Linked DNA regions of Mus musculus: all the other regions are linked to region 1. The links are chromatin loops, found by intact Hi-C in ENCODE. Cell type or tissue: heart. All regions are shown on one strand.

Region 1 (2,500 bases):
AACAAACAAAAAAAAACCGCACTCGACGCCAGTGGGGAACAGGATGTAGGTATAAGCAGGAGTTGTATCTTATAGAAGACATCGTATAACAGACGTCACAATCTCGTCCCTGAGGGTTTAATCTTCATATCTGTGTTACCCATCAGAGAACTGGAATCTCACACAGGGCATTTTGTTGCTTGCTACATCACTGCCATATTCTGCTTAAGTCCGCCTTGATTTCTATGAACATGGGGACAATCTGCTCTTCCTGTTCTAAATGAATCAATCATCATAGAAAACTGTAAACAAACATAGGCTTGTTTTCTTCTGGCTAGTCACAGGAGGGAGGGGGAAAAACACCTCTAGAGAGAGCTAAGACAAAGGAAGCTAAAGGAAGAGCAAACTCCCAATTACCGAGTGCCCGCGGTATACTTACCCTGTGCTGGTGACTCACAGGAAAGAAACACTTGGATGTTTTCACGAGAGCCAAAGGGAGAGATTAACTTTAAGAAATGCCTCTCTAGCATTTGACGGCAGTGATTCTGGAAAGCACATCAGAGGGAGAGCCTCGCATCACACAGAGGCACCGAGTCCAGAGATTGTTCAACTTTAATTCAGGTTCTGGAGGCAGATTCTGCTCGGGCATTAGTTCTTTAAATTTAGGGAATTGACTTAAAACCCTACATACATCCACCTCCAAACAAAACAAAGCAAAACAAAGAGGCTATTCTATTTCCAGGGGTTCTAGACACTGGTTTGGTGAATCATAGATATTTTTTTCTTCTCTTAAGAAATAAGGGACATATTCCTATTTCTTAATTTTTTGAAAAGGAAGACACAGTTCCTGGTTTTGAATCCTCAGTACTGCGAAGTAGTATAAGGAAGAGTTTCTTGCTCATATTGTTGAGAATGCTCGACTTTTTCCACAACTGTAATATGCTCCGAGAGCAGTTTGGTCCGTGAACCTTAGGGACCATGCGGTTAACACCTGCCCCCCCCCCCCCCCCATCCCTTTGGACACTAAGCTTTGTGGAGAAATTAAAATCGCTATCAGTTTCCAGCTTCTGTCTATTTTTTCTCAGTGTTGTCTTCTAAGAATCTCTCCCAACAGGGCACTTTCACTTTCTTAGCCTTCAGTTTCTACTCTGGAAAAATCTCACAGATTTACTACAAAAGTGGAGTTGAGGAGTAGTTTGTGAAGACCACTGGGGCGCCCGCGGGCTACTGTGCCTGGCCACTAGGTGGCACTCTAACCACACACGCTTTTAATCAATGACTTCGACTTTACGGATGAAAAATTTCACTTGCTTTCTGTTTTAAAACTGTTCCCCATTTTACCACTCAAATGAAAGGCTTAGCTTTCAGACCACTTGAATTTTTTATGTTGTGCTTTATAAAATCACAAAGTTCAGTTATTTTGTTAGGCATTCAATAATTTATAAGTCCCTTTTCTACCTCATATAACAAGAAGCCAAATCCAACCAAATATGTGAGTGGTAGTGAGATACGGATATATTTGTTTGGCTTCGCTGCTACAAAATACACATTTTTGAAGCACTATGATGTGATCAGGCCAGGTAAAAAATTTAAAATATCTCAAAAACTATACAGGGGTATGAAGGGAAATGTTTTGCACTCCTGTGACATAAAGGAGAAAAATGGCCTTTTGGTACATTCGTTATTGTAGCTCACTGAATTTGTTGATTATTGCTACGGATATATTAATTGGAGATATTCTGTACTTTACAAGATTTTCTGTAAAAGTCTTAAAACAAATTTCTTCTCTGGAATGGGTAGTAGCGCTCTTAAAGGAGAGAGATCTCTATTCTTAGAGTTGAAGTGGCATTTCCATTTGTACAATCACCCAGACCAGAAATCTCAAACCCAATTTGTTTGTGATTTTGCTTTCAGGGACTATGTGGAAGTTCAATAAACAAAACCCAAAATGTTTCATGGAATGATTCTTTTTGTTCAAACAAATTCATATCCAGACACGGAAGAGGCAAATATTCAGGTGTAGCTTCCAGCAATAGCAATGAATGACAACAGTTAAAATCAATAACAGACAAACGAGCAAACAAAAGGCAAACAGTGTACATTATTATTTTTTAAAGTTAGTACCTTAAATAGGTCTATATATTTTCTCCTAAACAGTATCATTGCCTATATCCATTTCCATGGTACTACTGTTCTCATAAGGGCGTTTACATACATCTATGCAATGGACATCAAACATATGAACCTATATTCCTTTTTTATCATTTCCATTCTATGTTCTTCACTTTCCTCTCAGCCTTTGTTACTCTCCTCGACCAGTGCTTCATCAACCTGTGGGTCAAGATGCTTTTGAGGGTTGAATGAGCCTTTTGCAGGGTCACGTATTATGCTTGGGGGTCACCACGAAATAAGGGACTGTACTAAAGGTCGCAGTATTAGTATGGTTGTCCTAGACAGTATTGCTTGTACTTACAAATGTTTTCATATTCATTGATTGATATATTTATTGTGTGTGTCTGTG
Region 2 (2,500 bases), 1.7 Mb after region 1:
AGGATCACAAACTTATTATCTAGAGAACAAGGGTATTATCTTATAACTGTGGCTGTTTTGCCTTCATTTGTTGAGTGTTGTGCTTATAATTGGGGGGCTTACAAATTTCTCAAAGTTTTATGTGGTGCTATTAGCTTAGATCATATGAGAAATCAAGCTGTTTTAGTATTGAAGTATAACTCCTAAAATGTCTAGTAATTCTCAATTCTCTTTTAATACAAGGCCTCGAGGAGTAAGTAACAGAAACGGAACACTTGATGAACGTATTAATATATTACTGGGACAAATATCAGACATAAATGAACTTTAAAAGACAAAAGATCTACTTTGTCTCACATTGGAGGTTCTGGTGCATGGCTCATTGGCCTCTTGCTTTGGGAATATAAAGGAGACATAACTAGGCAGCAGAGCAGGGCACTCATCCCATGTCTGTAAAGTGGAAGACACCAGCATTCCATAGTTCATTTCCAGGACACATCAAAAATGACCTATTATTTCCTGTATTCTTTAACTCTAATTCTTACTACCACCTCTCAAAATCACCATTCTGAAAACAAACCTTCAATACATGGACTCATGGGAGATATTTCAGAATCACTGAGAATTTACACTGAATATTTAATGATACACAAGAGAACAATCCTAATAAATTAAGTCTAAAACTGAGACCCTACTTTGAGCAATGATTCATACACCTATGTGGCATGTGCTGAAATGTTAGCTCCTTTACATAATGGGGTTTCAAATTGAGTGTGTTTTCATAAAAGTAACTTTTAGTAGTCAGATGTAAGTGTCATCTTGGAGGTTTACTGCTGAATAAGATCACCCTTTCTGGTTCTTTCTGAACTCTGGCTGCTGGTTCAACTCAGCTGTTCTGGCCATAACTCCTCTCCAAGCTGACTGATTGAATCAGGTTTCTCTTGGCTTCTCACTGAATTGCTTTGTTTGACCTCATACTAACTCTGGAAACCTGTTCTAATCTTCTGACTCCTTCTCATTCTCTAGCTCATTATGTCTTTACCTGTGTCTAGAATGTTCTCTCTCCAACCTAAAAATCGTCTCAATTCTCTCTCTCTCTCTCTCTCTCTCTCTCTCTCTCTCTCTCTCTCTCTCTCTGTGTGTGTGTGTGTGTGTGTGTGTGTGTGTGTGTGTGTGTGTGTATGTGTACATGCACTGCTCTCTTAAGTTGCCTCTCTTTCCTTTCTGTTCTCATGTGAGCTGGGCATATTCCATCTCTGACTCATTCTATCATATCTTTCCCTGATTCATCCCTTTGTCTGCCCCTCAATTAGATATCACTTTTAAGCATGGCTGTTTCCTTCTACAAATTACTTTGACCTTCATTGTTTGGATTTAGAGGTGTGTACTAAGGGTAAGTCTGTATTCCATGCAAAGGGATTAAGTGTATGAACTGTCTGCATTCCCTCTGAATCACACAGACCCATGAGGTCGTTGAATGTGTCCATTACATTCAAAGTAGGCTTGAACAGGGGCAGGCTTGTAACCTGGAAACTGGTGCCAGGCATTATCTTGTTGGGGAGTAACCTGGAAACTGTTATCAGGGGCTGACTTACTAGTTAACGTGAGATCAACCTTAGGTCAGGTTCTCTAAGATGGAGTCTGAACCCAAGATCAGGTTTCTTACTACTGTGATAAAATACTGACCAAAACCAACTTGCAGGGAAAGGAGATTGTTACAGCGTATAGCTTACAGTCCATTGCCTCTGAGGAAAGTTGTAGCAGGAGCTCAAGGTGTTCTGGAGACAGGAACTGAGGAGGAATCCTTGGAGGTGTGCTGCTTGCTGAATTCCTCTCTGCATTGCTCAGCTGACTTCCTTAACATCCCTGTTAAACCTAGGAACGTCACCACACACAGTGGGCTGGACACTCCTACATGAATTAGCAATGAAGAAAATACCTTATAAGCGTGCCCACAAGCCAATCTGATGAAGACCGTTCTTTGGCTGAGGTGACTTCTTTCAAGGTAGCTTTGTGTCAAGTTGATAACTAAAGCCAGCTAACTATGGCACTTCCAAAGCTTTTCTTTAAACGTTCTAAACATTAGTCATAAAGTGCATCTTATTTATGTTATTTTTCTTTACATGCCAAAGGGGATTACAGCACTGGGTTTGGCAGAATGTGTGTATGTGTGTGTGTGTGTGTGTGTGTGTGTGTGTGTGTGTGTGTGTGTGTATGTGTGTGTGTGTGTGTGTGTGTATGTATATATATATTTTAAACAAAGATTTCGTAGGGACATCTATTTTTTAATATTCTCTGCTAGGTAACAGATTAAGGCTTATTACTTTTATTGGAAACATTGTGTTTACATTCAGCCACCACAAAACTAGATTTTTTTTGAACTATTGTAATTTCCACTAATATTATCTTGAAAATTAAAATATTTATCCAAAACTAAAACAAAAAAACTATCCTTTAGATAATTTATCAGATTACCTAATTTAGATAATATGCCAAATCATTTGATAGATGATTTGTCAAT
Region 3 (2,500 bases), 1.7 Mb after region 1:
CATAACAATTTAAAAAGCCAAGAATAATGGTTAGTCGCTATGCGTGTGAGGTTGAGGCAGGAGGATCACCATGAATTTGAAGCTAGGCAGAGCTACAGTGTGATATCCTGTCTCTGACAGAAAACCAATTGTTTCTATTTTCATCTATGGCTCTGTGAAGGCTTTCACTTATTTCCTGTCATCATTGTACCAGACTGACAAACAATGATGCCCAATGTGCAGCCATTACGTGAGTCAGTTTTTATAACGGGAAGGCAATCACGGAGCAGTTTGGGGACTTATTTCAGCTGAATTTAGCCTGTTCCCATATTTCTGTAGGTTTTGTAACAAGTGACTGTGTCTTCACCACCAAGGTTATTCTTAACATAATTTGGACCACTATAAGGTAAATCAAAGGATTGTGTAGATGGGCATCATCCCTGCATCATATAAGAATTACTTTCTCCTTGCTTGTCTCCATGTATGAGGGGTGGGCAGTGTTTGAGACATGTTCTTATAATGTTTCTTGCCTGTTGTTTGGATTACATTTTACAAAATAAAAATTCAATCTGAAGTTTATAAACTGTTTTCTATAGCACAGAAACTATGACCCTCTGTTCACCCAAACTTTTCAAAATAATAAGCCCAACTGTGTTCTGTGAACCTTCTAAAACCATGAAATGAGTGTGCTCATGTTCTATCTTAATTGGTGTTTTAACAAAGTGTTTTAACAATACAAAAATTCTTCCCTTGAAGTACTGCAATATGAACACAGTACATTAGTAGTCTGCCTTATTTTAAAACAAAGAAACATCATAGATGCAGAGAAAAGATTCTGGTAGGACATATGACTCATCTAATTTTTATTTCTGCAAACACACCTTACACTCTCGGGATTCTGTCAATGTCACTGATGACATATAATTTAGTTAAAACTTGTTGCTTACATGCATGCATGACAAAAGATAGCCAACATCTTTTTTCAGAGAATATTTTATAATTCTTAGTTTACCCCAAGAAAACAGGGGGTTATATACAAATTTGTAGAAGGAAAAAAAAAAGGGTCCAACTAATTACAACTACCTCCCATTTAAATCCGTCATGTAGAGGAGTGATTAATTTTAATTAATCTACTTTTGTAAATAGATGACTTCAGCTAGCTAGTGTTTACAGTGGAGAACTATTGTTGTATCTTCTTGTGAATGGGATTTCATAACAAACAGAAGTGTTTACTGCGTATTAATAGTGACCATTCTGAGGAGGTGACAGATGTTGGCTGATTAGTAATGTGTATATATGAAACATGTGAGAACTGATGATCCTTTCGATGTTTGTTTTAGTGTGTGCCATTGTATAAATCAGACCATTACTGTATCAGAGTAAAAGTAATGGAAGTGTATAATGAGAAATAGCTACCTTTCAAAATAAATGTTTCAATAAATTAAAAGCTGATTCAAAACAATATGACTCTACTTCTACAAATCTGAATGACTGTGTTGCAAATTCTTAGATTTAGTGCACCATCTAGTGTTGAACTCCACAACCAGCAGTATGAATGTCCCAATATTTTTCTTTTCCTTGCTATTTCAAATTGAATGTTTATTGTAACTTTATCACTGCATTTATTAGTAGTTTATTTGACCAACATTCCATAATTGAAAAAATATGCTTACAAAGAAAAAGCAAAAATATGAAGTCAATAATTGCATTTCCTTTTTTACCATTTTTTTTTTGCTAGACAATAGTAAAGAAAAAGAACCCAGACTTATACAATAATATTATGTGAACAAATATATACTAAATTGAAAGTAAAATACAACACATTTGTCAATTCTATTCCCAGTACTAAAGTTTCATTTGCTGATGAGAGATATACTGTCTCCTCTGCAATTATTTCCAATAAAAGAAAAATATTAATTATTATGCAAGCTTCTGTGGAGATATGCAGAGATAACAAACTACAAAATATAAATAAAACCATTTTAAGAATAATTAATTATAGCATCTACTTTGAATAAAGAATCCTCTCCTTAACATGTACAATAATATTAAATAGTCCAAATAAACATGCCAATTAGGGGTGAGACACTCAAGGAAGGTAAGGTAATTGTATTACGGATTTACTGCTGTGAACAGACACCATAAACAAGGCAACTCTTTTAAGGACAACATTTAATTGGTGCTAGCTTATAGGTTCAGAGGTTCATTCTATTATGATCAAGATGCAAACATGATAGCATTCAGGCAGGCATGGTGCAGGAGAAGCTGAGAGTTCTACATCTTTATCTGAAGGCTGTTAGCAGAATACTGGCTTTCCGGCAGTTAGGATGAGGTTCTTAAAGCCCACACTCACAGTGACACACCTACTCCAACAAGGCCACACCTCCAAATAGTGCCACTCCCTGGGCCACGCATATACAAACCATCACATTCCACTTGCTCGCCCCCATAGACTTGTTCAAACACATGAGTCTATGGGGGCTACCTTGTCATAGCACAATCAAAAATGTACATTTAGTCC

The links. Hi-C counts contacts between places; a loop is a spot of excess contacts. Peaks named below come from ENCODE experiments on the same cell type or tissue, not always from the same donor. Only the 100,000 strongest peaks of a DNase experiment are listed, where the experiment ranks them.
Region 2: it touches region 1 in a loop (14-fold over the local background); 12 of 42 quality-filtered maps call a loop at or near these places.
Region 3: a loop joins it to region 1, with 7 times the contacts of the local background. A loop is called at or near these places in 9 of 42 quality-filtered maps.

What each region holds. Positions count from the first base shown.
Region 1 is chr10:100,741,038-100,743,537 of GRCm38, forward strand. It overlaps Gm35722 (predicted gene, 35722), which reads right to left and starts at 598. Exons shown (of 3, transcript NR_152765.1): 1 at 419-598. In heart, a CTCF peak has its summit at 1,222 (motif pointing right); no DNase peak of the experiment used is centred here.
Region 2 is chr10:102,441,856-102,444,355 of GRCm38, forward strand. No RefSeq gene overlaps it. Among named protein-coding and RNA genes, the nearest start is that of Nts, 47 kb to the right of the region's middle. In heart, no CTCF peak of the experiment used is centred here; no DNase peak of the experiment used is centred here.
Region 3 is chr10:102,416,574-102,419,073 of GRCm38, forward strand. No RefSeq gene overlaps it. Among named protein-coding and RNA genes, the nearest start is that of Mgat4c, 43 kb to the left of the region's middle. In heart, a CTCF peak has its summit at 1,547; no DNase peak of the experiment used is centred here.